7 separate regions of the Mus musculus genome follow, and regions 2, 3, 4, 5, 6 and 7 are each linked to region 1. The links are chromatin loops, found by intact Hi-C in ENCODE. Cell type or tissue: heart. All regions are shown on one strand.

What was found. Peaks named below come from ENCODE experiments on the same cell type or tissue, not always from the same donor. Only the 100,000 strongest peaks of a DNase experiment are listed, where the experiment ranks them.
Region 2: it touches region 1 in a loop (2.5-fold over the local background); 11 of 42 quality-filtered maps call a loop at or near these places.
Region 3: a loop joins it to region 1, with 3 times the contacts of the local background. A loop is called at or near these places in 5 of 42 quality-filtered maps.
Region 4: it touches region 1 in a loop (2.2-fold over the local background); 4 of 42 quality-filtered maps call a loop at or near these places.
Region 5: it touches region 1 in a loop (7-fold over the local background); 15 of 42 quality-filtered maps call a loop at or near these places.
Region 6: a loop joins it to region 1, with 2.3 times the contacts of the local background. A loop is called at or near these places in 2 of 42 quality-filtered maps.
Region 7: a loop joins it to region 1, with 2.2 times the contacts of the local background. A loop is called at or near these places in 4 of 42 quality-filtered maps.

What each region holds. Positions count from the first base shown.
Region 1 is chr10:17,726,333-17,730,332 of GRCm38, reverse strand. No RefSeq gene overlaps it. Among named protein-coding and RNA genes, the nearest start is that of Cited2, 5.1 kb to the right of the region's middle. In heart, a CTCF peak has its summit at 2,206 (motif pointing right); DNase peaks (open chromatin) are centred at 2,612 and 3,052; H3K4me3 peaks cover 1,043 bases; H3K27ac peaks cover 1,412 bases.
Region 2 is chr10:17,211,848-17,215,847 of GRCm38, reverse strand. No RefSeq gene overlaps it. Among named protein-coding and RNA genes, the nearest start is that of Gm20125, 120 kb to the right of the region's middle. In heart, no CTCF peak of the experiment used is centred here; DNase peaks (open chromatin) are centred at 2,387 and 2,697.
Region 3 is chr10:16,342,837-16,346,836 of GRCm38, reverse strand. No RefSeq gene overlaps it. Among named protein-coding and RNA genes, the nearest start is that of C330004P14Rik, 550 kb to the right of the region's middle. In heart, no CTCF peak of the experiment used is centred here; no DNase peak of the experiment used is centred here.
Region 4 is chr10:17,297,909-17,301,908 of GRCm38, reverse strand. No RefSeq gene overlaps it. Among named protein-coding and RNA genes, the nearest start is that of Gm20125, 200 kb to the right of the region's middle. In heart, no CTCF peak of the experiment used is centred here; a DNase peak (open chromatin) is centred at 2,078; H3K27ac peaks cover 1,199 bases.
Region 5 is chr10:16,635,414-16,639,413 of GRCm38, reverse strand. No RefSeq gene overlaps it. Among named protein-coding and RNA genes, the nearest start is that of Gm20125, 460 kb to the left of the region's middle. In heart, a CTCF peak has its summit at 2,184 (motif pointing left); a DNase peak (open chromatin) is centred at 2,193.
Region 6 is chr10:16,853,490-16,857,489 of GRCm38, reverse strand. No RefSeq gene overlaps it. Among named protein-coding and RNA genes, the nearest start is that of Gm20125, 240 kb to the left of the region's middle. In heart, no CTCF peak of the experiment used is centred here; no DNase peak of the experiment used is centred here.
Region 7 is chr10:16,803,261-16,807,260 of GRCm38, reverse strand. No RefSeq gene overlaps it. Among named protein-coding and RNA genes, the nearest start is that of Gm20125, 290 kb to the left of the region's middle. In heart, no CTCF peak of the experiment used is centred here; no DNase peak of the experiment used is centred here.

The DNA.
Region 1 (4,000 bases):
TCTTAGAACTTGATAGATTTGGTCCCAGGCAACCTAAACAGTGTGATTCTTGCCGTCTTAAAAATCGGTGTCCCATCATCCAAGAAAACTTTGAGAAAGTCTTGTAGACTAGGCTGGCTCCAAACTCAGAGATCTTCCTGCTTCTGTCTCTCAGGTTTGGGGATTAAAGGTGCCAGCCGCCAGGTCCATAGCAGACACAATGAGAGGGGGCTCAAGTAGCCATGACCCACCCACTTGGCTGTGACTGTCCTTCATGCGTTCATCTACATCTTGTAGTTAGCTTCTTTATTATTAACATTATTGTTATTTTATATTAGCTTGAGTTTCCCCTCAGCCTACATTTTATTTTCTACACAGCTTTCCAGGCCAAGAGAGGGTTCCTTAAGCCTTCTGTGTCTGTAACCGGTGATGGTACCAGCTAACGTTACCTGGCTGCTGCCTCCGGAGACACAGACTCCCTCCCGGCTTAGTTCTGCAACCCCGTGTCACCAACTAATTATTCTACAGTGAAGGGAAGAGAGGGAAGGCTTTTAGTGATGAGCATGCCTGGGGTACTCTGGAAAAATGCCAAGAAACCTGTGACTCAAGATATTCAACCTTCACCCCATGATGGACAGCGGCTTCGCTAATCGCTCAGATCAGGTCAGCCTAAACCAACAGTACCAACAGGAAGCAGCAGGACCCATCACTCATCTGTGATCTGCCATGGGCCGTTCACAGGTCCTGGGCTAGCCAAGCAGAATTCTCTGGAAGCACACCATTACCCAGGCTTCTGACATTTCTGGGTTGCTTTTAACATTTGTGCTTATCTTGGGGAGGGGGGGACCTGATTAGGATCAATGCACTCAAAAGGCACTGTTTATTTATAGAAGTGTGGAAGGAAGGAGGCCTGATAGGATCTCCTTCTCTAGGTTCACACAGCCCCCTAGTTTTCTTAGCTTATTTCAAGCCTATAAACAGCTAAACATAATAGAAATTCAAACCCAAGGCACCTGAACTATTTAAAGCCCCTTATTTAGCAAAACTTAGCATTCCCACCCTTTGAAGAGAAATTTCTTTCTTTCTGGCATCTTAATAGTCCCCCCCCCCAAAATATAGGTGGGTCTCATGTGCTGTAAAGCAAGCTAAATTATTTATCGGCAGCTTACTGCTTGAGGAAAATGTTCTAATATTTCCCTTTCCAATAAGTGGCTATCAGTAAAAAAAAAAAAAATCATTTCTGTTCTTGCTGCATAAAAAAAAAAATAGGTCAAGTAATTTAAGCCAGTCCACTGCAATTAAAATTCAGACACTGCCATTGTCCCTTCTGTTTAAGGGGGGGGGGGGGAAGACAAACACAACACGTGCGAATAGGGTTTCATTGGCTCAGGCCTTTGATGTGCTGTTTGGTGTTCTCTTGCTGAGGTTTGCCTCAGCCTGTCTGGGAACGTAGATTTTGCCGATAGTGGTATAACACTGAGCTGGTAAATACCATCTCTGAAGCTACAGGAAATAGTCCCTTTATGCAAGCAAAAACAAAACATAACAGAAAAAAAAAATGGCCAGTGGCTGCTAGCCTACATTCTCCAAGTTCTCCATTTATTCTTTTGGAGACAATGTTATCTGCCAGGTTTATGTTGAAGTAAATTTTCCTGACTCAATTAGACAGCAACATTTATTCTCATTAGAGTTCCCGTGGTCCTTTTCACTAGATTAGAGCCAGTGGCTAGGTCACATTCCAACGTGCATAATTGCATTCTGCATTCCTGAATATTTCCCACCATGTCTTCAACCTCACCCCAACTGAGTATAGTCTTCTTGACCCTCATATACAAACCAGCAGTCCTGTTGTGGGGCTTCAGATGTTTGCCATCCCCACATCTGATACGCTAAAGCATTGGCCCAAACCTCCATTCCTTGCTCTTTCAAAAGGAAAATCCCTAAGCCAGTGTATATTTCCAAAGAGGAAGCCAATCTCAAATTATGCACCTTTAACCACAGGTAGGTAAGATACTCTTATTTTTATAAAGAGTGCTTAATCTCCAGTCCTGTTGATTTAAAAAAAAAAAAATGGTTGAACAAACATGGAATATTTGCTCAAGGGAAAAAAAAAAAAAAAAAAAAAAAAAAAAAAACCAAAGTCTTCAGCAACGAAGAAAAAAAAAAAACCTCTCCAGAGAGGCGCTTTCCTTTAACCTTCTGAATAAATTCCACAAGGGGGCGAAAACACCTAATGATCCAGAGCTGCAAAGTTTGTATTTGAAAGCCAGCCACCCATAATAGATTAGTGGATTAATATTTTGCTCTAAAGGATCTGGCCTTTAATGTTGACATCAATTTATAGCCATCCCAGGCGTTTACAGTAGTAAAAGTCACAGAGACCGTAAACTTCACAATAGATGTCAGCCTCCTGGAACAAGTGCTCTAGCCTAGCACCCCATAAACAGTGGTGATTAGGCAACTGTTCTTCAAAGACCTATCCAGGGCTCTAACGTCTTTATCAGCCACAAAGATGCTGCCACCGGGATTTTAGCAAGCACCCGGCAGAGCAGCACGATTATATTCACGCAGACATATTCCTCTGTTGTGTGTCAATGGGGCTGTGCTTATCACTGATCTCGTCTTGAAAATCAAGCGTGCAGTGTCTGTTTGTGAGCAGAACCTAAAGAACAGAGGCCCTCTTGTACCACGTTAGAACTTTCTGACAAACAGCCAAGGTACAGAGGTCAAATTTCCCCATATGCCCTCAGCAACTTAGTAGGAAGCAAGACCACAGAAGGTTTTGCAAATGTCTGCCAGGAGCCGGGTGATCTAGGTCACTGTACAGGTTTCATTAATCAGGTTGTTTAAACAAGGGCTTATTTTTCTCTGCCTAAAGCGACCTGCAGATATCACGTAGGATCTGCTCAATTGTTGATCAAGAGAGTTTTAATGAAATAGAGATGGTGGGTGGGGGAGGGGAGTTTGTATTTGCACTGAGGACAAATTGTGCTTTTAGCCAGCTCTCTGAGTCCTCTGTTCTAACAGGGATGGGTCCAAGTTCTAATAATAGTTCCTTGAGCTCTGCATCTCTACATACGTGTCCGGCATTGGAGCAGCAGGAGCGATTTAATGACAGAGCAGGTGTTATGGCTTATTCCCTGGCAGAATAAATGGTGAATCGGGGTGGTATGACAATTCTTTGCTTGCCTCTTCATGACACACACACACACACACACACACACACACACACACACACACACACACACACACACTCCCTGGGAGAACAAACCAGTATTTGCTGTATGCAAACTTTTTTTTTTTTTTCACTTGAGCCTGGGAGAGGGGGGAAGAAAAGAAAAAAGGAAAGAAAAACTTACTGTGAAAAATGCTTGGCTAGGAAGATTTACTGCCGGATTGCAGATGCAATATTGACATGCCGTAGCTAAAGAGAACTTCAGCTTTAACTCTTGGAGAAATGGGGTTGTTTGAAAATTGGGGTGAATGAGCTTTGCGTGATTTCATAGAACACAATTATTAATAGGATGGTGTCAATTATAGAGTTATAAAAAGCCCAGTGCACTATGCATCTTAATTTTACCTGTCCTGCTTGGAAATAGAACTTAACAGAGTCGAGCCACTCGGAGTCCTTCTCAGTCAGCCTATGTGCCAGATTCCAGGGCAGCCCTACCTGCTTGTTCTGACTGCAAACATGGGCTTTAGGATCAGATTCAAAGCACAAAAAGGGACCGCTCTTTTGAAGCAAGGTTTGCTGTAAGACCTTCTTGGCCTGCATTTCCTTGGTCTCTCCATAGGGTCAGTGGGAGTCTCTGTTCTTGGCTGAGGGTATGCTGCTCTTGAAAGCGTGAAAACATGACAGGCAACAACAACCTAACTCCTCTCTCACCTGGGATGCTCTGACACTTTCTTTCTCTTCTGCTTGATTATGTAAGGCTATCCCTGACACCCACTGAATGTGGGTTTGGTCTGCTTAAAGACTCAGCTCACCCAGGCTGTTAAACTCATTTTATACTGAGGTCCC
Region 2 (4,000 bases), 510 kb after region 1:
ATCGTCAGCCAATAAAATGTACTTAACATTTATGAGTTACCAGAACAAAGTTGAACTCGGGTTCAACTTAGTTGAGGCGTCAATCTCGTGAGAAAACCCCTCTCCAACCCCAGCGTAAGATCGAGGAGCCACAGGGAGCAGACATCTCCAGACCACTTACAGGTCAATGTAGTCTCAGTGGGGCCTCTAGCATGATAGTTGTTGACCTCTTATACATCCCCGCAAGTACTCATTGAGCAAGAAGAACAAAGTTAATTCGATGAGAAAGTGGGTGAGCCTGAGAAATTTCCATCCTTCTTTCAAAGGCAGAAGTTAAAGTAAAAAAAAAACATGTAGGGTTTTCAGGTTTTAGGGTGTAGACTAAGAAAGTTTAAAAGTCAAATTCGTTCAGATCAGGAGTTGGACAGTTTATTTTAAAGTAGCTATGGATTAAGGGCTCTTAAGATGCCCAGGCTCTTAGAACTACATTTGTGAACAAACTATTATTCGTGGTAAGTAAAGTTTTTAGTTGGCTAGCAGTCCTTGCCCCCAAGGAACAAGTACTTTCTGGAACAAGCAGTTACATTCGTTTTGCTTTCAGGGTTATTTCACACAGGGACAGAAAATTATGCTGGTTTCAGTTTTCATTCCCCTTTCCTGCCCATCCTCCCCAGAAACTCTGTTCAGGTTTCCCAGAGCAGGACCACTAGATTAGGCTAATAAAAGTGTTGTGAAACCAAAGCTGATGTGAAGACTTAGACCTCAAAATTCTCCTATTTGGGAGGTCTATAACGGCTTGATTCTAGTGATTTTCAACTAAATTAGTATTTTTTAAGTGTTTATTCTATCAGTGTTTATTGGGTGATATACATATAAAATTATGACACATTTTTCCCTTTAGGATATATATATATATATATATATATATATATATATTCTAAATACATATACATTTGTACACAGATATACATGTATATATATATGTATATATATATATATATATATATATGCTTTGTTGACATTATCTGCATTCTGCATAAGCAAATAACAAGTCATCTCACATTAACTCTAAATTTATTCCTATTTCCAAGTATGCTGGCTGAGACTATAATGATAGGCTAAGACAAGGGAGAGGCCCTGACTGAGAGAGATGATAATTATGCCAATGATCATAATAGCTTCAAAATAGGGAACATCAGAATCAGACCCTACATCTTGAACCTGCATTATCACAAGCACTAGTAAAACAGTGACTATATCAAGAGAGGTCCAGATAGATATAAGACTATCTGGAAGGTTCTACTACAATTGGTAACTTCAGCATAGTCGAGACCCTAATGGTAGCTTCTATGGCAGTGAGTTCCAAAAAATAAAAATCAATGACTATCAAAATTTCAGCCTCAATACTATTGGACTAAGAGCAGTAAAAACCACAGAGCATAGCTCTCAACCAAGAGATCTAGGATTCATATACCTGTGCAGTCTCAGAGCATAGCAACTATACCCATGATTCCTTGACTGTAAGTCTACCTATAGTTACATACTGAAAGGTCAATGGAAGCCATAGAGGCAAGGGTTCTATTTACAGAGGAATAAAGGGAAATTTCATTGTTATGATACCAAGGAGAAGTAGGATGGATTATAGTCACAATACATTGCAAATAGACTTAGGCGATCCATGAAACAAGTCAAATGACTATATCTGAAGATTATGTTTAAGCAGTGCTTAAGCTCTGGAAGTAAGCCAAAATGTAGAAAGAAAACACCCTTTCTGCAGACTCATTTCAAAATTGACCGATCTGATTCTTATCTGGACAAGAAAAAAAATTCTGTCCTACAAAGTCAGAAAGGGGGTGCCTACTACTTTTACAGATGTTTCTGTGTTTCCTAAGGGACCTTAGCAGTCCTGGAAATGTCAGGAAGTGAAGAACTCTGGTGGGGGATGGGGCAGATGGCAGGTAGCTTTCTGGTTGTAAGAGAGCCACACCTATGCAAATATGGAGGGCACATCAGCATGGGTCAGCCCCATATCCCCAGGTGACCTCTGTAGCCCAAGTTTCTGTCCTTGTCTCATCTTTGCCTCCTAAGGCACGAGATCTTTAGGGGTCTTCTCCTGTAATCTTTTTGGACTGTGTTTTTATAAGGAACTCTGTGGCATTCCTAACAGATTTCTGGGGCCTGGGTTTAGGGTGGGGGTTGGGGGTTGGGGGAATAGCCTTTGAGTATCATTCTTGAATCTGTTAGTTTATTCCCTGGAGCTTTTGTGGAGTCTAAGGGAAAACATGAGCCTGTAGCCCTCCAGCCTGGGGCTGTAAAGTTGTCAGATCTCATAAGCTCGGCAACGTGTTTGGGTCTGGACAGGACTTGGAAGGGAGAATGCAAAAGAAAAAAAAAAGAAGGGGGGGGGAAGAGTTTGTGGAACACACATCTGCTGCACACCAGATGGTAGTTGTTATTTTGTCGTCAGCGGAGCTTTCCCCATAATTCTTGTTGCGTTTCCTCTACTGTAGTACTTAGGAGTTTTAAGTTGGGGCGCAGTGGGGCTGGGGGGGGGAGCAAAATATTTGCCGGGGGGGGGGAGGGGCGGGGGGGGGGAGGTGAATGTAACGTCAAAAGCCAGGCTTTAGTTGTTCCACAACTCAGGATTTACAGAGTTAAGTTTCCCACAACCATCCTCCAACTCTGCAGGGTGTGTTACAATAGGAACCCTCATTACATAATCGCCAAACCCCGGGTAATGTTACACAGCGTTCAGCAGATAAAGAGCACGCAATAATGGAAAGGAGCTGCACTTTTTTCCCTAATCTTAGATGGACGGAGCATATTATGTTACTGCATAAATATTACATGATCATGTAACAAAATATACTAATGAAATACACAGATGCGAAGCCAGAGTGCAAGGGTTGAGATTGCACTGGGAGCTCTTAAATTGATTTTCCTATTCTTTGCTAATTCACATTCAAACTTAATTTAGCATTTGTGTCATTTTATGAGAATATAATATGTCATGGGAGACTTGACAGTTTTTAATGGGTTTATAAAATGGTACTTAGAGTCAACTTCTGTAACAGTAATATAGACATACAACACCATTGCCGTCTTCCTCAGCTTGTGCTCCTGTCTACATCTTATTATACACTTGATTGTTGACCTAAAGGCTAATTTCGGCTAACGGTTTCTCCTACCTTACAAGTACAGTTCCTTTGTTCCCAATGTTAAAGGCACAAAGGTTGTGTGTTGGGTTTTGGGGAGGAGGTCCTACTTATTGCTGAATATTTGTGTGCAAATTAATCAGAATATTCATCTAAAGAGCTTCTGTCAGTGAATTAAAAATCCACTGACACAGCACCTACTGTGTAACGTGTTTTGTTGTAGACTCTGATGTGACGGAAAGAAACTGTCAGGGCCTTGCCTCTTCAGAAATGAAGACCTTCAGTAAGGATGACGGCCCTGATTCTATTTACTTGGAGCCAGACTGCATTGTGCACCCCAAACAGCTCTGACAGTGCTGGCAGAGCACATCTTGTTACATTTTCTTCTTTCATTCTGCAGAGCTCTATTTCAGGCAAACATTTCCTGTTATCCTGCTTCTGCTGTGTGATCTCCCTAGGAATGATCATGTTTACTGTGCTTTGAGTGAGGTTATTTGCAATCTTGCTATTGGTGTAGTACTGTTATCTGATATTCTGTCAAGCTAAATAACCCTTGCAGAATTGTGCAATGTCAAAAATGGAAACAGTAAAAACAAACAAAGAGACGACAAACAAACAAGTAAAAGACTCCTTTTGAATACTGGGAAATTGAGGTTTAGAAATGGCAGAGGATCAGTCATGTATTAGTGGAGAAATGGCTGGGTCAGTTTCTTCTTTATTGGACACACCATTGGCTATTATGTAATGGTTAGCTATATGCTCACGGCATATAAAGTTGCTTTCAGTGATATTTTGCTCTTAGGATGATAAACCAAACCAAACCAAACAAAGCTGGAGGCTTAAGTGGGCATTAACTTGTGAAAATG
Region 3 (4,000 bases), 1.4 Mb after region 1:
ATGGGTGCAGTTTCTGAAATTCTTAGGAGACACACTCTCACAGCAAACTGCATTCTCTTTTGGCTCTTACAGTTTTTCTGTCCCTTTTTTTTTTCCTATGTTCCCTGTGCCTCAGGTACAGAATTTGTGCTGTAGATGAATCAATTGGATCTGTGCTCCACAGTCCCACATTTGATTTGGTGTACTTTTCTGTGGTGGTTTCTATTTCTAGCTCAAAATCTTCAGATGTGAGTACATAACGTGTTGTAATTGAAGAACCCAAGAACATGACAAAATGATGACAGTGTGGATTGGAAAGCAGCAACAGAAAAGGGAATAGCATGGTCCACATTATCTGAAAAGGAAATCGGGAAAACATGGGCCTCTCATTACAGAAGGGGCAGATAAATACAGAAGAATAAGAAGGTGTGTCAACAACATGAAGCTTCCTGAAAAGGTCATATTAGTAACTATCAACCTAAAAACACCTATAATATATGACAACTAATGTACATATATTACACACACACACACACATGCATGCATATTAAAATTCTTTTCTCTGGACTGGCAGGGATAATACCAAGAACCATAGACCACTTACCAAAAACCAGGGTTGAGATGCCTTCTTCTTAATCATTGCTGTTGACTGTCCTAGACACTCCCAAACACTATAGGCTGCTGTGATTGCTCTTGACAGGTTATAGGTAAGTCTCTATTGCTGGAGATGCCATCTACTCCGAGTTATCTAGTTGATCTGAAACTTCATTTCTCAGTATTAATTTTCATGTTATAAGTTGACACCATACGAGCTTCTAAAACTGGGAAGCAATCCACATTCCTGCCTAGCTATGACAAGCCACATAAATCACCATAACATGTTAACAACTTTAACAGTAGAATTGAGGCACATGTACCTTGGCAAATTTCTAACTGGACTTAATACTTGCTCAATATGAGGAAATCCATTCCTACTATTGAAGCTTAAAAGCATGTGGTGGTCTTATGTACAAAGTAAGGTGTAACAGTATATTAAATTTTGTATATGGACTTTATTCTTGTTTTGCAATCTACAGTAATAAACATTATTTTTAATTACAATTTTTTTCAAGAGACATTTGCCCAGGAAAATGTGTGGAGTGATTTCTTTATTTACTACTGTAGTTCATACTTTTCCCCCAACAGCTTATATCTTATCCTCTATAACAAAGGTCATACAACTAATGCCACAGCCTACTTACAAGCATGTAACATATATGCTATTTCCAATGTCTGAAATATATTTCCCACCCTATCATCAGTTTGGGGTTATTATTTCCTAATATGCTGGACTCTACCCATCATGGAAGGATGGTACCCAATAAAAAGCAAAGGAAGATATTCATCCTGGGATTCTAGTCAAGTATGCTCTCAGATGGCTTAGCTATGATGGCATTTCCTATCATCAATTTCAGGAAGCATATGACTATTACTACAACAATGAGCTATATCATCCCATACTGCATGCAAGAAGGTATTCATTAACAGTATTGTTAATTGTATTGTTACTGAAGAAACTCCAAAATAACCTAAGTAAACTTCTGCTGTACACCTCAGTATTAATTTTAAGAGCCATGCCTTCCTCTACCCACCTTGAATTCTCTTGGTTCCTTCAGATGCTATTTATGTATTATGTGATTTTTCCAGAAAGTTTTGGACTATTTATTAAACTCAAATATGGAAAGAACATAACAGCTTCAGAACATAATCCCTTACAACTTAATCTTAGTGATGCAAATTATTTATTGTAGATCCTTATAGGTGGTTAGACTAAGGCTTAATTACAGAAAAATGAATGACTTAATAAGTGCATTCCAGAAATGTCCACTCCCAGCATAAATGATTAAACTAGAAAAACTGAATTTCTGGATCACACTGATCCTTTGAAGAGAGTTTGGAAATTCAGACAGCTCAATTGTTAATGTTTATATAATTTTTCTATCTGGAGGAAATAGCTACATGAGACAGACATGGAAGGAATTAACCCAGTTCCCTATTGCTGGTTAGTCTTAGCCTCTCATTTTTCATCTATGGTCCCATGGATAATATGTAACTCAGTTGCCTTGTCAGTATTTTTATGTCAGACTTCTTAAACTTCAGGACAATGAGAAAAGTGAATATCTCCTATTAATATATTCACAACCTAACATAACATATACAAGAAAGGGTAAATTATATATATATATATATATATATATATATATATATATGTATATATATATATATATATATATATATATATATATATACCTCTTAATTAATAATCACTTCTTTTAAAAACATTGATTCAGTATTCCTACAAAAGATTTTCTTCTATAAATGTCAATCACTTAGAGGACATCTGTTCATGAAAACCCTTTATCTTGACATCTTGTGTTCTTTCACTGGTCACAGGGAATCTTAAGCCAAATAAACTTCTTCCTCAAAGTTGCTTTAATCAGGGTAACACAAAAGGAACTATAGCACATTACAATTTTTAAATTTTATAATGATCAAGCAAATAATCTCTATTAGCTTCCTATTGCTAATGTAACAAATGATCACAAATGTGCCATTTTATCTAACAGATTCATAAGTTACAATTATGAATATAATTAGGAGGTATGTATTGTTTCTGAAGGCTTCAGGGAAGACACCCTTTCCTGTTTCTAGACATGCCTTCTGATGAAGAGTTCTTTTAATATTGGCCTCCATCATATCAGCACTGACTCTGTCTTCATTCTCTCCTTCCCTGAAGTTCTCCTTTTAATATATTGAAACCACATAGCAAGTTCAGGTTAATTTTATTCAGTATATGAACTCAACCATTCTTACCATGTACAAAATATCCACATGTTTTAGAGATTCAACACTGATGTTGCTTTTATTCTAATGCTAAATACTGGTTCTTCAAGATATGGTTACCTCTGACAGGCACACCCTCATGTATTCAAGTGATGCCATGCAAATCTTCTCCCCAGTTTCACTGGTCAATAAAAGTCTAGAGATTTTGATTGGGCAGAGAAGGGAGAAAAGTGGGATTGGAGATTTGAGAGAGGGGGAGACAAAGAGGAAGAAGAGAGGAGGAGGAAGATTCCATGGACCAGAACATTGTGGCCAGGAGAAACAGCATGTAACAAGGGGCATCATAGCTGGAGAATAACAGATGTAGCTCTAGACCTGTCCAATCTAGGTGTTTGGCTTATAAATAAAATATCTGGATTGTATATTTTTGTCCAGGTTTATTAAGATTGAAAATTCTTATTGTACAATTCATGTGTGAAAAGCTGTGAAAAAACATGTTGCATGAAGTATTGATGCAAAGAACATATACAAAAAGGAAAAGATACTCAAAATAGTTTTCATTCGGGAAGGACAATCAAAATCGCCAGTCAAATAATAGTTATAAAGGAAAAACACAAGCCACAGCAGCTGCTGGAGAGGGTTATCAATGAAGTGCTCAGATATCCAGCATTCACTCTTGGAGGCATGCAACATGTCATAGGTATTTAACATTGATGTGCTTGGTATACAATTTAGTACAAGGCAAAGAAATATGACAATTACTGAGAAGAGGTCATGTTAGAACAGTCTCAACTTGGTGGAATCTACATATAACAAATCAAAATGCAAAATGTGAGAACATAATAGAAAAGAATAATGGTGGGGGTTTTGTTTGTTTGTTTGTTTGTTGGTTGTTGTTGTTTTTTTTTTTTTTTTTTTTTTTTTTTTCGAGACAGGGTTTCTCTGTGTAGCCCTGGCTGTCCTGGAACTCACTCTGTGTACCAGGCTGGCCTTGAACTCAGAAATCCACCTACCTCTGCCTCCTGAGTGCTGGGATTAAAGGTGTGTGCCACCACGCCCAGCACATAATGGTGTTTTAAAACAAACAAATGTTAATGGGATTGGATCCTAGGGCAAAATAAGTAAATACAAAATAGGTAATAAATATACATAAAGTGAGATAAATGATAAAATTTGTAACATCAAAATGATTTCTTAA
Region 4 (4,000 bases), 430 kb after region 1:
CATCTCTGGACTCTATTGTTTTATATATATGCAAATATTTATAAGTTGGAAAAAAACAAAAATCCCAAGCACTTTTGGTAATAATCCCTTTTGATAAAAGATATGCAAACTGTAGCAGCTCTGAATTCTCTTTGAATTTTGGTTATGAAAGTGTAGCTACTGATGGCCCTCTCAGCTCTTGCCTTTATCTACCCTGGTGCATATCCTTCTAATTAGGGTAAAGGTTACATTGCTATAAGAAAATAATTTAAAATTCTACGGCTCAAAGAAGGAAGGGAGGTCCATGCAGGCAGAAAAATGGGAGAAAAGGCTCAAACCCAATTTTTAAACATTTTGAGGTAGACATCATAGACAGTACTTGCCCTCATGATCTGTTCATGAGGACTGTTCTTCTGATGGTCACATTTGAAGCACAGGAGACTGAGGGACCAGAAGAAACAGTGCGGCCCTGAGCTCATCTTACAGAAGGGGTGAATATATTGCAGTGGATGATTCACATTTCCTGTGTAATCTCTCAATCAATACAGTATAAGAAGGGGCGTTTTTGTGTTTGCTTGTAACATATTCATGCACGTGGTGAGGTCATTAAAGGATTAAGGCAAGATAAAACTCCATCTCTCATCCCTATCCCCAGAGTCCCCTGAAAGCTCACATAAAGCAAATTAATACTTCCCATGCTCCAGTTCTAACATAGAAGCTGGCTTGGGAAATTATACTCATTCCAGCATTATTTCGTACGAAGACTAAGAGAAGGCACTATTCACGACATTACAAACTCAGAAAAAAAAATCTCATGTACCAAAATGGCTTAATTTGACTCAATATATTTCATTTTGGAAGGAAATGAACTCTTCCAATATCTTTACAGCAGTTCTTCAGTCACATGCAAGCCAGTGCTTCTTTGTTGAACATATAACTATTACCATCAGGTTTATCCTATGTGCACTGCTGTGTATGTTGATATTTGCAGGATCCTTTAGGAATGCACGAAAATCTCAAAGGCTATTGCTGCAAATCAAATGGCTTACTTCAGTGACTCACTGTACTGGCAGATAAATTACTTTTTGGTTATAAAAGCAATCCAACTGTCTTTTTCCTCTGTAAAGCTGATCTCCACAAGGAAAGTATGTCTTTCATTGATCCCTGGTGAGGAATACTTCAGATGACCTGTTCAATAGTGAAAATCAAAACCAGTAAAGACAGGTTTGTCAACCTGGATATAGATCACTGGGAAACGAGGGGTCAAAAGCCTGAGTAGAAGCTCAGCCTCTATCACTATTTAAAATGTCTCTTGTTAGAGAGCACTTATAGTTTAAATCTGAAATCACCAAATGGAATTATCCTTTCAATGTGATCAAACAGAGGAAACAGAAACACAAGCTGGAAAAAATGTACAATTGTAGAGATGGGACTGGGTCCTCTGCAAATGATCAGGGCTAGAATTTCTCCCTGCATAAAGCTCTTCTTTCTAAGTGCAGTTTTCTATCAGGCAGACAAAATGTTCTTCAAGGAAGGAGAATCTGTAGTTGTGGAGCTCAAGAAATGCAATGATCACATGGTGCTTACAGCCATTGGTCAGTGACTTGTAATTATGGGGCCTAGTTTTCTCACAGGTAAACCAGGAGACAGTTTTGCCCATTTCCACAGATATCACTAAAATTAAATAAAGCAATGCTTGTAAACAGAACTTGCCCTGTAGGTCACAACTGATGCTCCATATGCGGAGAGGTTATGTTATTTCTTATTTTACAGGTATTCTAAGTCAAACAATATCTTAATCTGGTTCCTGAACTGTCCATGGGCTGCCCGTGGCCCCCCAACCCTCTTGTAGCTCTATCCACTTTCTGCTCACTTTTCTCTCATCTCGCTCCTGTTGCCCCGTCCACAGTACCCACAAAATCCTCTTTCTCTTGTCTCCTGAAAGCCACTGCCAGCCCCACCTCCTTGCTGCCCAGATAAAGACCGCCATCGCCACTCCCTCATTAATCTAATGACCTTTAAGCTAGGTTGTGTTCCATGAAGGCAACACGGACTTTGAGGTAAACACTTTTTTCCACTGGTTTAATTTTAGCTTCATGAGCCAGAAGGGAGTCAAATCACACAAGAGGTCACAGGCACAGTGGGGGAGAGAAAGGCACTCAGGCACACATTCCTCCAGAGTCGTCTCCTGTTTAATTTTCTACCGCAAAGAGCAACCCTGCACTGACTTTAAAGGAAGCTCAGGGAGAGGAAAACAACGTGGCTCTCTTGGGAGGGCACTGCTGGGTGTGAGGTGCACAAAATAAAAGTCAGCTTCAATAAATTGCTTTTGTAAATGATTTATCAAATTCTCATTTTTCCCAATTTTGAACAGAGTACCTTTGGACACATCAAAAGCTGACGTCACCTCATCTTTCTGCCTCTGCTGGAAGGGCTAGCAGGGATTTTTTTTTCTCATATTATGAAGATTAAATATAGTACAAGAAGTGAGATGGTCTGCCGTGAGTGATTAATAAATGATCACTTAGTAAGAAAATTACAAGTAGTTGGTGGTTTTTATGCTGTATCTATAACTCAGGTGGATAGCAGCCATATGCCTGTACTGAGTCACAGAGAGCTGAAAGAAGTACCTCACTGATGAGGACTCAAACATAGACCCAAGCTGGAGAGCACAAGAACCCACAATCCTAGGAAGGTGAAAAGTCCCTCTGTGCTTTCCAAGCTTGTCAGAAGTTCACCCTCTGGTACAACCCAATAAGGGACAACAGCTCGAGCCTTAGTGCAAGGTAGCTTGTGAATCATCAAAGGCCACCTTTCAAGAAATCCTGTCCAGTTATGACTCACCTTTCTACTGCAATCTGAAAGATGGAGCCGAATCACCATTTCTTCAGGAAACACCTATTGAAGGATAAAATTGATACCACACTACACACGCATCTTCTCTGAGTTCTTAAAAAGATTCTTCTGTAAGTTGAGGTTGTTCACTAAGTCTCGGTTAGCTTGTTAGTCTGTTTTAAACAAACCTCTAGGGATCAGATTTGAGCATAGTACTTTAAAAGCGAACGCTTATGCTTGTTAGTTGTGACATGTCCATACAGGTAGGCATAGCGTGCTCATTGTCTACTGCTGGCTCTACCACATCCCGCCCTCCTTGTTTTCTTGTCCTTCAGTCCCTTTCTCTAATGCTTACTTTTTAATTTTCAGTAAATTTTTGGAATGTTTTTCACTTAGAAGGGAAGTGTGTGACACTTTGGTGTCTGGATAACGTTGTTTAACATGATGGTGTACAGATCCATTTTCCTATGAACAATCCTCTTCCTCTTCCTCCTTTTCTCCCTCTCCCCCCTCTCTGTCTCTTCCCTCCCTCCTTCCAACCTCTCTCTGTGTACTGTGTTTTCTTTACTTATTAATATGGTGATAGCCCCCGAGGTTTTATCTCTATCTTAGCAGCTATAAATAGTGCTTCAGTAAACATGTATTTGCAGACATATTAATATGCTCTATGCTATGTGCTGATTTCATTTCCTTTAGATAAATGCTTGGATGTGGTATAATAATAGTAGCAGCTTTAGTTTGAAAAGGCACTTCTATACTTTTCTCTGTATTTGTTGTACTAACTTACTTGCCTCCAACGGTGTGTAAGGGGTCCTTTTCTCTACATCCTTACCAACATTTGCTATTTCAATTTTTTTAGATAACAGCTTACCTAATAGCTCAGTGTAATTTTAATTTGCATTTCCATGAGGGTAAAGGTGTTGAACATTTTAAAATATATTATTGGTTCCTTTGACATCTTTGTAGAAGTGTTAGTAACACATAAAACTATAATAGCATAGCCCTGTAAAGATGATTGGATTTTACAGTCAAGCTTTATCTTCCATCAGGAGAGCCATGTATTTTGAATCCAAACCAGCACCATTGAGGGTAGATGATGTTTTTCAAATAAACTTGGGAAATAAATTTAAAATGAGATTATTAAAACGAAGACAACTAGACACCCAACACCAAAAGCTCCTGCCAT
Region 5 (4,000 bases), 1.1 Mb after region 1:
AACTTCATGTACATATAGCTAAACACAAATGGAATATCTATTTTAAAGGATGAAAAGTTAAAATCTTAACATTGCATATAGTTAATAACATAAAATGGAACTCAATATTATATACATCTAAACCTATAGTATAAGGCTTTAAAGATAGGTGTCATATTCAAAATTAACTACTTGAGGTTTAGGGTATAATTTCCAGAGAATATCATATTTGAAGCAATAACATCTTTGTCTTTCCTAATTGTGGATGGAAATAAGTATTTTTTCTCTATATGATAAATTAATAAACGTTTGGGGTGGGTGACAACTGCACATAGCCCAATTAAAAAATATATGTATATATGAACATGTATATAGTTGGAAAGTTCAAAGAGCACAAAATAATTGTTCAAGAATGAGATTATCTTAGGCAGTATAGGATTATTATGTTATTCATATTCCTAAATTAGTAATTTTAATATCTATAAAATGTAAGAAGTTAGCACAAAATGTTTTGACAGCAAGTAAAATGTGGATATATTAATATCTGTATATTTATGGTATAATTTGTTTCTTTTTACATTATGTTTAACTTAAACAGATTATGAAATATAAAGACATCAAAGTAAACACTAAAATGCATTATGTAGTGAAGAATATAAAAACATACTTTAAAAGTAATGCTGCATTTATATGTGCTAAGTTAGTATGAATATATTATACTAACATTGTTATTTAACAGTCATTTATATTGCTATGTTATGAAAGTCTGTTCAGCAGTCACATATTTTTGTCAGTGAAGAGAATATAATTATTTTGAATACAACTACTGTTTCATTTATTACACATTTGTTTTCAAATAATATCTCCTCTAATTTTGCTGTCACCAATAAAGACAGAGCTAGTTTAACTTTCTTTTTCCTCTCTCTTTTTGTTCTTCCTTCTCTCCTTTCTTTTCTTGGTTTTCCTTTTTTGTTAATGCCTATATGCCTCTGTAGCTCCTGCCACTAAATCCTCATTTCCATTGGCTGTGTGGCTGAGTCTCTTCCCTCTTGTTCCATTTTTCTGCACTAACAGCATTAGGGCAGTGGAAATGAAATGTTACAGTCAACAGTGTTTAATATTTTTTTGTTCTTATCACTGTTAACACTTCTATTACTATCAAAACGTTTGGATCAGCACTGTCAGTTACACAGAACCTGCTGACACACCAAGGAAAACTTTGATAAACAGTTCTGCTGCGTTTTTCTATATTCTGCAGAGTTCTTATGTCAAAATGTTTCTTTGTTCCTTGGGATATTTATGTTGAAAAAATATATTGTGGTTTGTTAAGGGGGTGGTTTTGTATTTCTACTTGAAGTTTTAATCCTTTACTTCTAACCTCACAGTAGGTTGCTGTAGAAGTGATTAGATTGTAACAAATATAGGATTATTGTAATTCAGGGCAGACAATAAGCTGGGAATGATTTTCTAAAGAACAAAGATGTCATTTTCATGGAAATATAACAACAGTTTCAAAGAAAGGAGCAGGTTTGAAAGAAATAAATATGTGCTTGACTAGGGCAGATTATAAGAAGAAATAAAGACCAAAATTTCAAATGAAAAATTGACAGTTCTGAAAATTTACATTCACTCTTTTCTTTGAGTTCTAAGGCTCTTTGAATGTATGCTTATGGGCTTTCAAGCTTACTGCTTGCATTCATCAGGACCCCCTCTTAAATACCTACATTTAATTGAAAGCGACATTTGACCTTGAACAAAGAACAGCAGTTTCTCATTTATTTTTGTAAGGCAGAGTCATCTTCTACTGCATATTAAATCTTCCTTTGCATGTGAAAAAATGGAATTCCCAAACGTTGTAAGCCCAATGAAATTGTATATGCTACACAGGTTAAATGTTAGATGGCGGCAGACATTATATTGAGGACATTTTCTAAATAAGTTAAATATGGAAAATAACTGAGCAAATTGTCAGTATTTTCAGAAAATATTTCCCTCCCTTTCACACTGAGTGTGGGAAAGGGATTCTCAGTGCAAGATGAACTTCACTTAGTATGTGTCAAGTTACTACAGAGGACAGTTGCTTATCCTCAAAGAATAATGCTGCTTTGACAAACTTTTGAATGGTGAGAGTTACAGAGACAGTTTTCATCCTCCACTCCCATGACATGCCATTTTATAGCTCTGCTGATGAGCACACAGCTCCATCTGGGGGCAGAGCCAGAGGGAACATTTTTTGTCTTGGCTGGATGGCTGTCATCATTGTGCAATAGAAGCTTCCTGTGTCAACAGCACTCATCCATAGCCCATTCTTGGTCATACTTCTATCTAGTTTATTTCATGACATTCTGTAAGGTCATGGTGTTCATTCTAAAAGCCCTTCTGTAGGAGTCTCAGAACCTTGTAATTGGTTCTTCTTCTCTAACTGTTCTTCTGTGTCTACACATCCATTCCTTCTGGCTTTTTCAATGTAGCTTGTATTTTTTTTTCAGATCTAAATTACAGAACATTTTCAATTCACCTCCAAAATTATCTGTACTATTTGCACTTCTCTTCCTTATTCTTCATCTTTATTTCCTGTCAGGTCTACATTCTTATCTTCAAGGGGCTGGACTACTCTAATGATCCTTGGTTCTACATATTGGGTCCTTTCTCCTGAAACAATGTATTCTCTCATTCCCACCCTTTTCATTGGTTATCTCATGGCCACACCCAGACAATATACCTGAAGTTATTTATTTGGCATTGCTAACCTAGCTTCTTTTCACTTCACACTTTGGCATCTAAGAGTATTCCTTCCTCTGCATCAACACACATGACTGATTCAAATCAATAAATTCAAATCAATAAATTGAATAAGTTACAAATATAATTTTTTATTTACCCTCACTGTAATATCATGACTAATTATGTCTTAGTAATGGCTACTTGAAACACAGAACCAGCATTCTAATTACCATTTGCCAATACTTAATCTACCATTGGCAATATGTAATGTGAGTGTGTGCACAAGTATGCATGTATGCGCGCACACACACACACACACGTGTGTGTGTGTGTGTGTGTGTGTGTGTGTGTGTGTGTGTGTGTGTGTATTTGTGGTGCAGATGTGTGTCAAGAGGTTGCTATACACATAAGTATGGATGGACATAGACTCCTTGAATGTCGTACTTTCAGCATCTACCTTGCTTTTTGAGACAAGGTCTCTCACTGACACAGAACCCACCAAATAGGCTGCTGATCCTAGGAATATGGCTATCTCTGTCTTAGCAGTAATGGATCACAGACATGTGCTCATGGACTTGGGGTGATTTGTAAGACATTTTCCCTTGCTGAACAGTATGATCTGTAGCCCTTAATCAACATCCTTTTAACTGTTGTTCCAAATAGACACGTAAGCGACAGCATCGTTCTGCTCAGAATCTTTAGTTGCCGCCTGTCAGGAGCAGGTGACTGAGTAGTATATGGTTTAAGTGATGACTTCTCCACATAGAAGGTGTGGAATTCAGCCAGCCTGTTGATTTCTTGCTGTGCCTTTTCTTACTTATTTCTTCAATTGTTCTAAACGACTTGGAGGTTGAGTTGGACAACATTGTGCTTTTTTTTTTTTTTAAATCAGTAGCATCACACATGTAAGTAGTAAAAAGATCCTGACTTTTGTCATTTTATTATTACATCTATTATAAATGTTGTCACTGCAACTATCATAGGTACTGTGATATGAAATTTAATCACTAAAGTGGTTGCACTAAGCAGCTGTGTCTACGGAGCTTAGGAAATCATGAGAATGGAATCCGTGTAATTGCAGTTGGTGATCTTTTAAAAGAAACTGAAGGGAGCATTGTGTTTTACCTTCTTTTTTTTTGTTTTCTGAGGGTTTCACAAGTGTTGCTACCTGGAAGTAGAGATTCACTGGACATAAAATCAGTCTTTTGTTTGTATTGGAATTCTTAAGTTTCAGAAGTATGATAAAACACACTACTGTGCATAATAATTTTCCATTTGTGGGTACATTTTCTTAGCA
Region 6 (4,000 bases), 870 kb after region 1:
TTAAATTTTTGAGTTATTTGTATATATTGGGTATTAGATTTCTAACAGATATAGGATTGGTAAAGATTTTTTCCCAAAAAGTTTAGTTTGCTCTTTTGTCCTGATGACAGTGTCCTTTGCCTTATAGAAGCTTTGCAATTGTATGATATCCCATTTGTCTATAGTTGTTGATCTTAGAGCCTGGGCCATTGTTGTTCTGTTCAGAAAAATCTCCCCTGTGCTGATATGTTTGAGGCTTTTTGCTCATTTCTTTTTTAATAGATTCAGTATATCTGGTTATATGTGCAGGTATTTGATCCACTTGGACTTGGACTTTGTACAAAGAATAAAGAATGGGCCAATATGTATTCTTCTAAATGCTGATCACCACTTAAGCCAGCACAATTTGTTGAATATGCTGTCTTTCCCCCCCCACCCCCCCCCCACTGGATGGTTTAAACTTTTTTGTCAAAGATCAAGTGAAAATAGGTATATGGGCTCATTTCTGGGTTTTCAATTCTATTTCAGTTATCTGCCTGTCTGTCTCTGTACCAATATCATGCTGTTTTTATCACTATTGTTCTGTAGTAGAGCTTGAGTTCAGCGATGGTGATTACCCCAGAAGTTCTTTTATTGTTGAGAATAGTTTCCACTATTCTTTTGTTGTTGTTGCTCCAAATGAAATTGAGGATTGCTCTTTCTAATTATGAAGAATTAAGTTGGAATTTTAACAGGGATTGGATTGAATCTGTAGATTGCTTTAGGCAAGATGGCCATTTTTACTAGGTTAATACTCCAGATGCCTTAGCCTGGAAGTTCTTTCAATCTTCTGAGGTCTTCAATTTCTTTCTTCAGAGACTTGATGATCTTGCTGTACAGGTCTTTCAATTGCTTGATTAAAGTCACAGCAAGATATTTTATATTATTTGTGACTATTTTAAAGGGTGTTGTTTTATTAATTTCTTTCTCAGCCTACTTATCCTTTGAGTGGAGGAAGGCTAATTATTTGTTTGAGTTAATTTTATATTCAGTAACTTAACTGAAGTTGCTTATCAGGTTTAGGAGTTCTCTGGTGGAATTTTGGGGGCTACTTAAGTATACTATCATATCATCTGCAAATAGTGATATTTTGACTTCTTCCTTTCCAATTAATATCCCTTTGAGCTCCTTTTGTTGTCCAATTGCTCTAGAACTTCACATACTATAACAAATAGATAGGGAGAGAGTGGACAGCCTTGTAGAGTCAATGATTTTAAAGAGATTGCTTCAAGTTTCTCTCCACTTAGTTTGATGTTGGCTCCTAGTTTGTTGTATATTGCTTTTACTGTGTTTAGGTATGGGCTTTGAATTTCAGTTCTTTCTAAGAATTTTATCATGAAGGGATGTTGAATTTAGTCAAATGCTTTTTCCACATTTAATGAGATGAGCATGTATCTCTTTTTTTCTTTTTAATTTTTTTATATAGTGTATTATATTGATAGATTCCATATAATGAACCATTATTGCATCCCTGGGATGAATCCTACTTGATCTTGACGAATGATTTTTTTTGATGTGTTCTTGAATTCAGTTTGCAAGAATTTTATTGAATAACTTCAAATCGATATTTATAAGGGAAATTGTTATGAAGTTTTCTTTCTTTGATGGGTCTTTGAGTGGCTTTTGTATCAGTGGCTTCATAGAACGAATTGGGTAATGTTCCTTTTGTTTCTATTTTGTGGAACAGTTTGAAGAGTATTGGTATTAGGTCATCTTTAAGGTCTGATAGAATTCTGCACTAAACCCAATTCTGTACTAAAATCCTGGTTTTTTTGTTTTTTGTTTTTTCTTTTGTATTGTTTTTGTTTCTGGTTGGGAGAATTTTAATGACTGCTTCTATTTCCTTAGGAATTGTGGGACTGTTTAGGTGGTTTATCTGATCCTGATTTAACTTTTATATCTGGTATCTGTCTAGAAAATAATACATTTCATCCATGTTTTCCAGTTTTGTTGAGTATAGACTTTTGTAGTTGGATATGGTTATTTTTTGAATTTCCTCAGTTTCTGTTATTTAGTCTCCCTTTCCCTGATTTTGGTAATTTAGATACTGTGTCTGTGCCCTCTTATTTGTCTGGCTAAGGGTTTATCTATCTTGTGGATTTTTCTCAAAGAACTAACTCCTGGTTTTGTTGATTCTTCATATAGTTCTCTTTGTTTCTATTTGGTTGATTTCAGTCCCGAGTTTGAATATTTCCTGCCATGTACTCCTCTTGGATGTATTTGCTTCTTTATGTTCTAGAGCTTGCAGATGTGTTGTTAAGCTGTTAATGTATGCTCTATCCAATTTCTTTGTGCATGTCCTCTGAGCTATGAGTTTTCCTCTTAGCACTACTTTCATTGTTTCCCATAAGGTTGTGCATGTTGTGACTTCATTTTCATGAAATTCTAAAACATCTTTAATTCCTTTCTTTATGTTATCTGTTACCATGTTATCATTGGACATATAGTTGTTCAGCTTACATGTGTATGTGGGATTTCTGTTGTTTTTGTTGTTGCTGAAGACCAGCTTTAGTCTGTGTTGATCTGATAGGATACATGGGATAATTTCAACCTCTCTGTATTTTTTGAGGCTTGTTTTGTGACCAATTATATGGACAATTTTGGAGAAGGTACAATGAGATGCTGAAAAGAAGTTTTATCCTTTTGTGTTAGGATAAAATGTTCTGTAGATATCTGTTAAATACATTTGTTTTATAACTTCTGTTAGTTTCACTGTGTCTCGTTTTAGTTTCTGTTTCCATGTTCTGTCTGTTGATGAGAGTGTGGTGTTGATGTCTCCAGCTATTATTGTGTGAGGTGCAATGTGTGCTTTGAGCTTTAGGAATGTTTGTTTTATGAATGTGGTTGCACTTGCATTTGAAACATAGATGTTCCAAATGTGGACATACTTGCATTTAGAACATAGATGTTCAGAATTGAGAGTTCTTGTTAGATTTTTTCTTTGATGAGTTTAAAGTGTCCCTTTTTAATTTTTTTTGAAAACTTTGGTTGGAAGTCGATAATATATATATATATATATATATATATATATATATATATATATATTAGAATGGCTACTCCAGCTTGTTTCCTGGGACCATTTGCTTGGATAATTTTTTCAAGCATTTCACTCTGAGGTAGTGTCTGTCTTTGTCCCTGTGGTGGGTTTCCTGTACGCAGCAAAATGTTGAGTCCTGTTTACAAATCCAGTGTGTTAGTCTATGTCTTTTTACAGGGGAATTGAGTCCATTGATGTTAAGAGATATTAAGGAATAGTGATTATTGCTTCCTGTTATTTTCATTGTGAGAGGTGGAATAATGTTTGTATGGCTATCTTCTTTTGGGTTTGTTTAAAGAAGATTGTGTTCTTGCTTCTTCTAGGATGTAGTTTCCCTCATTTTGTTAGAGGTTTTCATCTATTATCCTTTGCAGGTCTGGATTTGTGGAAATATATTGTGTACATTTGGTGTTGTCATGGAATATCTTGATTTCTCTATCTATAGTAATTGAGACTTTTGATGGTTATTGTAGCCTGGGTTGGCATTTATGTTCTTTTAGGGTCTGTATGACATCTGTCCAGGATCTTCTGTCTGTTACAGTCTCTATTGAGAAGTCTGGTGTGATTCTGATAGGTCTGTCTTTGTATGATACTTGACCTTTTTCCCTTACTGCTTTTCATATTCTTTCTTTGTTGCCTGCATTTAGTGTTTTGATTATTATGTGATTGGAGGAATTTCTTTTCTGGTCCAATCTATTTGAAGTTCTGTAGTCTTCTTGTTTGTTTATGGGAATATCTTTCTTTATGTTAGGGAAATTTTCTGTAATTTTGTTGAAGATATTTACTGGCCCTTTAAGTTGGGAATCTTTGCTCCCTTCTATACCTATTATCTTTAGGTTTGGTCTTCTTATTGTCTCCTGGAATTCCTGGATGTTTTAGGTTGGGAGCTTTTTGCATTTTGCATTTTCTGTGACTGTTGTTTCAATGTTTTCTATGGTATCTTGT
Region 7 (4,000 bases), 920 kb after region 1:
TTTGATTATAGTTATCATTTTTCTTAATCTTGTCAGTTTCCCACCTGAATAAATCACCTTTTGTAGAAGATGAGTTAACTTTACATTGCTAGAGTAAATCTTACTACTTACGTATGCTTGCTTTTATATTCTGTTAGACTCAATTTCCTAGTTATTGGGTGGACCAATCTGCTTGCTTACTCTCTCTCTCCACCCCACCCCCAACCCCCTGCTCAAACTCACTCTGTAAACCAGGCTGACATGCCTCCTGATTGCTGAGATTAAAGGAGTAGGCCACCACTGCCTGACAAATTTCTCTATCTATATAGATGGAATTTTGTTTCGGTTCTTCTGATTTTGCCTTACCAAATGAGTTATAGAATTTTCAGCTTGATTTTTGTGCACATATTTTGTGAAAATGGTGATGATTTAGTTTTCTATCTTTATAATATTATTCCCTGTACGTTTTGATAAAAGGCATATTCTGGGTTTGGCATTCCTAAAAATGCTGAAATAGAACACCTTTTGTTTATTAATCTTTGGTAGTATATTTCAACAGTGTATCCATGTACACATAGCTTTAAAATAAGCATAGAAAATAAATAATTGTTTACTTTTGATAAAGACAAGCTAGTCAGTTAGCTCTCACTATTTTTAAACACTTAAATGTTTAAAAATAACTGAGTTAGGTTGTGGAATATATTCTCACGCATTCAAACCAGTGCATAGGCTGCAGTGAGATTTATTTCGTTGAAATGTGTTGCTAAGAATAAACCTGCACTATTCAGAACAAAGTTGGTTCTTTCTATCTGTGCTTTGTTGTCTAAGTTTGACTCAGATTTAACTTTTAAAACCATGTATGATCTCGGTTGGATTGACCACTTGCACTCCTGAGAACAGAGTGTTCTGTCTCACATAAAACACCTAAGAGAAGTAACTATCTAACAAATAAATAAATAAATGGAGAGTTTCATATCCTCCCTCTTCCTTTTCAAAAGTTCTACTCTGGAGAGAATAGCAAACTGACTGGTAGCCTTTATTTCTTTTTCCAGCTTTTCCATGTTCTGTCTGACTCATTCTTTTCCACTGAATCACTTCTAACACCCAGGCACCATGGAGTATTAGCTGCTTGGCAATGGCAGTCATTCTCCTTCATCCATAAAACAATGAAACCATGGTTGTTCCCAAGTGGTTTCATGTGAAGGCAGGTACCTACAGATAATCCCAGGTATATAAGAACATAGGGGCTGATTTTTGCCTCCAATTTAGTGTGAGGAGGAGTAATCTGTCTTGTGCTTTGATTCCTATGCTTGTTCATACTGGTTCTCTCAAAGTCAGCAAAAACGTTGTCTACTCCTCTCCTGGATCTAAGGGCTTATCACAATGTCACTTGCAGGAAACACAAAGCAGGTTTCCTTCATTCACTATAAAATCTACAAAGCTCTATGATCGGTGGTTTCTCCCTACAATGCAGACTAATATTTGTGTAGGAATAATTATAGATTTTGCTATAAATTGAACTGAAAATAAAATCATTTCATACCTTGAAGCCTCGTGCTCCCACTATTCTCCTCAGCCTACTTACATTCTCAGAACTAAGAGAAAATAAGTGTTATCGGTTTTGTCCCTCAGCTCCTGTTATTTGATTGTGGTACCCTTACCCGAGTAACACAGATCCTTTTCGTTGCTCCTGTGAGTTGAAGAAGAACATACATACGGAACAGTGTGAAACTGACAATTGCTTTAGCCATTTAGCAGTCTGTTGTCTCTTTTTCAAGAGTTCTATGCCTTATGCCTGGATTTATAAAATGGTAACAACATGACTTGGCAGTTTACATCTAGAGTGAAATCACAGATTCAGAACATTGCTTGGTACCAGCCTATCCACTCACAGGCCAAAATGACCAGTGGCTGGCAAATGTAAAAATGATATTGATGGTGCTAAAGGTCATGAAGATGGTAAGCATAGTTCTTCCTGTCTCTGGACCTATGGCTGTGACATTTTACACACAAGTCACTTTTTACACATTATCTCAATTGAGCTGATACAAAACAAAGGTAATTAATTGGTTTTACTTGTATTTTAAGGGGCTGAGTCTTATTGCCATATGTTAATGACAAATAACAAGACCAGTGCATGTAAGATGTAATAGAACTTTCAATTTCTCCTAGATCCCAGAAAAATGTTAAACTAGGTCTCTCTCTCTATTAATTATTTTAAACTAATTTTTTGAAAGAAGCTTGCAGTCCAGTTACAACAAAGATTACAATAAACTTATCCTATGCTGCTTCATTTGTTATTCAACAGTTCATAAGTGAGTGCTCCTTCTTGTTACTCTTGAACAAATGAATCCATATGAATGAAATTAATTTAGAGACTCAATATTTATGCAACCACAGATCAAACTGGAATTCCTGATAACTCTCCAGAAGTATGAAAATAATTAAACTATGTCTGAGGTTATAGCTACTCCTATTGAATAAAATAAGAGATTCTAACAGGACTTTCATCTTATAGAAATCCATACTGAGTGCCAATAAGCATGATCAAAATAATTAGCATAAATTATTCCATTAATACATTTTCTCCACCTTTAAATGTTTTCACAGTGACTTATTTACATAAAATATATATTTTAATGGGCTGTCAGCCTAGTGTATTCTTGGGAATAGTCCTTAATATCTTGCCTTCTCTGAACCATTACTGACATGTCCACCCCATGATCTTTCCTCTTCTACTACTAGATTTTTCCCATCTGTCATTCAGCTCTCAGGGAGGCTATGGAGAAACAATGAGTCTCTGGCTTTCAGTTCCTTACAATGTCACTTCAAGAGTTATGCTAATCTGGATAAATGATTTTTTTTTGTTCTCTAGCGACTAGCACCAGCAAAGGACATCAGTTGATGCCTTCAAATTCACTTGTGTAAGAGGCTTTGTCTTCATTTAGTAAGTCCTGTCTTTTGGCTCTCCAGGACCAACTCCTTCCTGTTCCCCTGTTTACTTTCTACCTCAGGCCTGCACTTCATCACTCAGATGTAAGGCTCTTGGAATCAGCCACCTGCTCCTATGACTCGCACACCAAATTGGCAAAGAACATTCTGTCTCGGCAACATTTTGTTTTGTCTTAAGTCAGTTTTTAGGGAATGTATTTTCAGTACTGCAAGAAATCTGAGGAGATATTTAGCAAAGGACAGAGCAGAACAAACTATTCATTCTGTTAGTGTTCTGAAACATTTCACCAAACAATGACTAAAATAAAAAAAGAACAAACTTAGGTACTTTTTTATGTGAGAAACTTCTGTCCTTGACATGTATGCAAAATTATGGAAGAACTTATTTCCAGATTACATTTTATATTTCTCTCTCTCTCTCTCTCTCTCTATATATATATATATATATATATATATATATATATATATACATACATATATAACATTTATGTCAAAAACAAAATGAGAATTTGAAAACTATCATGATATATTAGTTGCAAATTATTTGACTTGATATATTGGGAAAATGTTGAAGCCAAAGTTGTCACCAATTATGTGAGTTTACTTCATTTTCTTTGTTTTGGTTTGTTTTAAGATGATGCAAGGCACTGATTGTGTTTTTTACAGTCTGCAGCTTGGTTGGGCTCCAGACACTTGGGGTATTTATTAGGTATTGATCCATCATGATCTGATAACCAATTCCAATTCAACTCTTTGCTCCAGCTGTACTATTCATTATTCTCTTTTGTGAAAGCCTATCTAAAGATCAAGACTAAAGTCTTTATTCATAAGAGGCCAGTCTTTGCTCTGATCATTTGCATTAAAAGATCAATAGGACATGGCCCCAGGACATCAACATTACTATTTCATTAACAAAGATTCAACATTAGACAGTCCTTATAATATTGCTTAACTAATGCATTGATTGGAAAAACTAATTAGTTAATAGTGGCCAAGACAAATTAAAATGTCTAATTATTTTCCATAGAAAAACTTACATCATAAAGGGAATGTGAACATTCCTATAAGT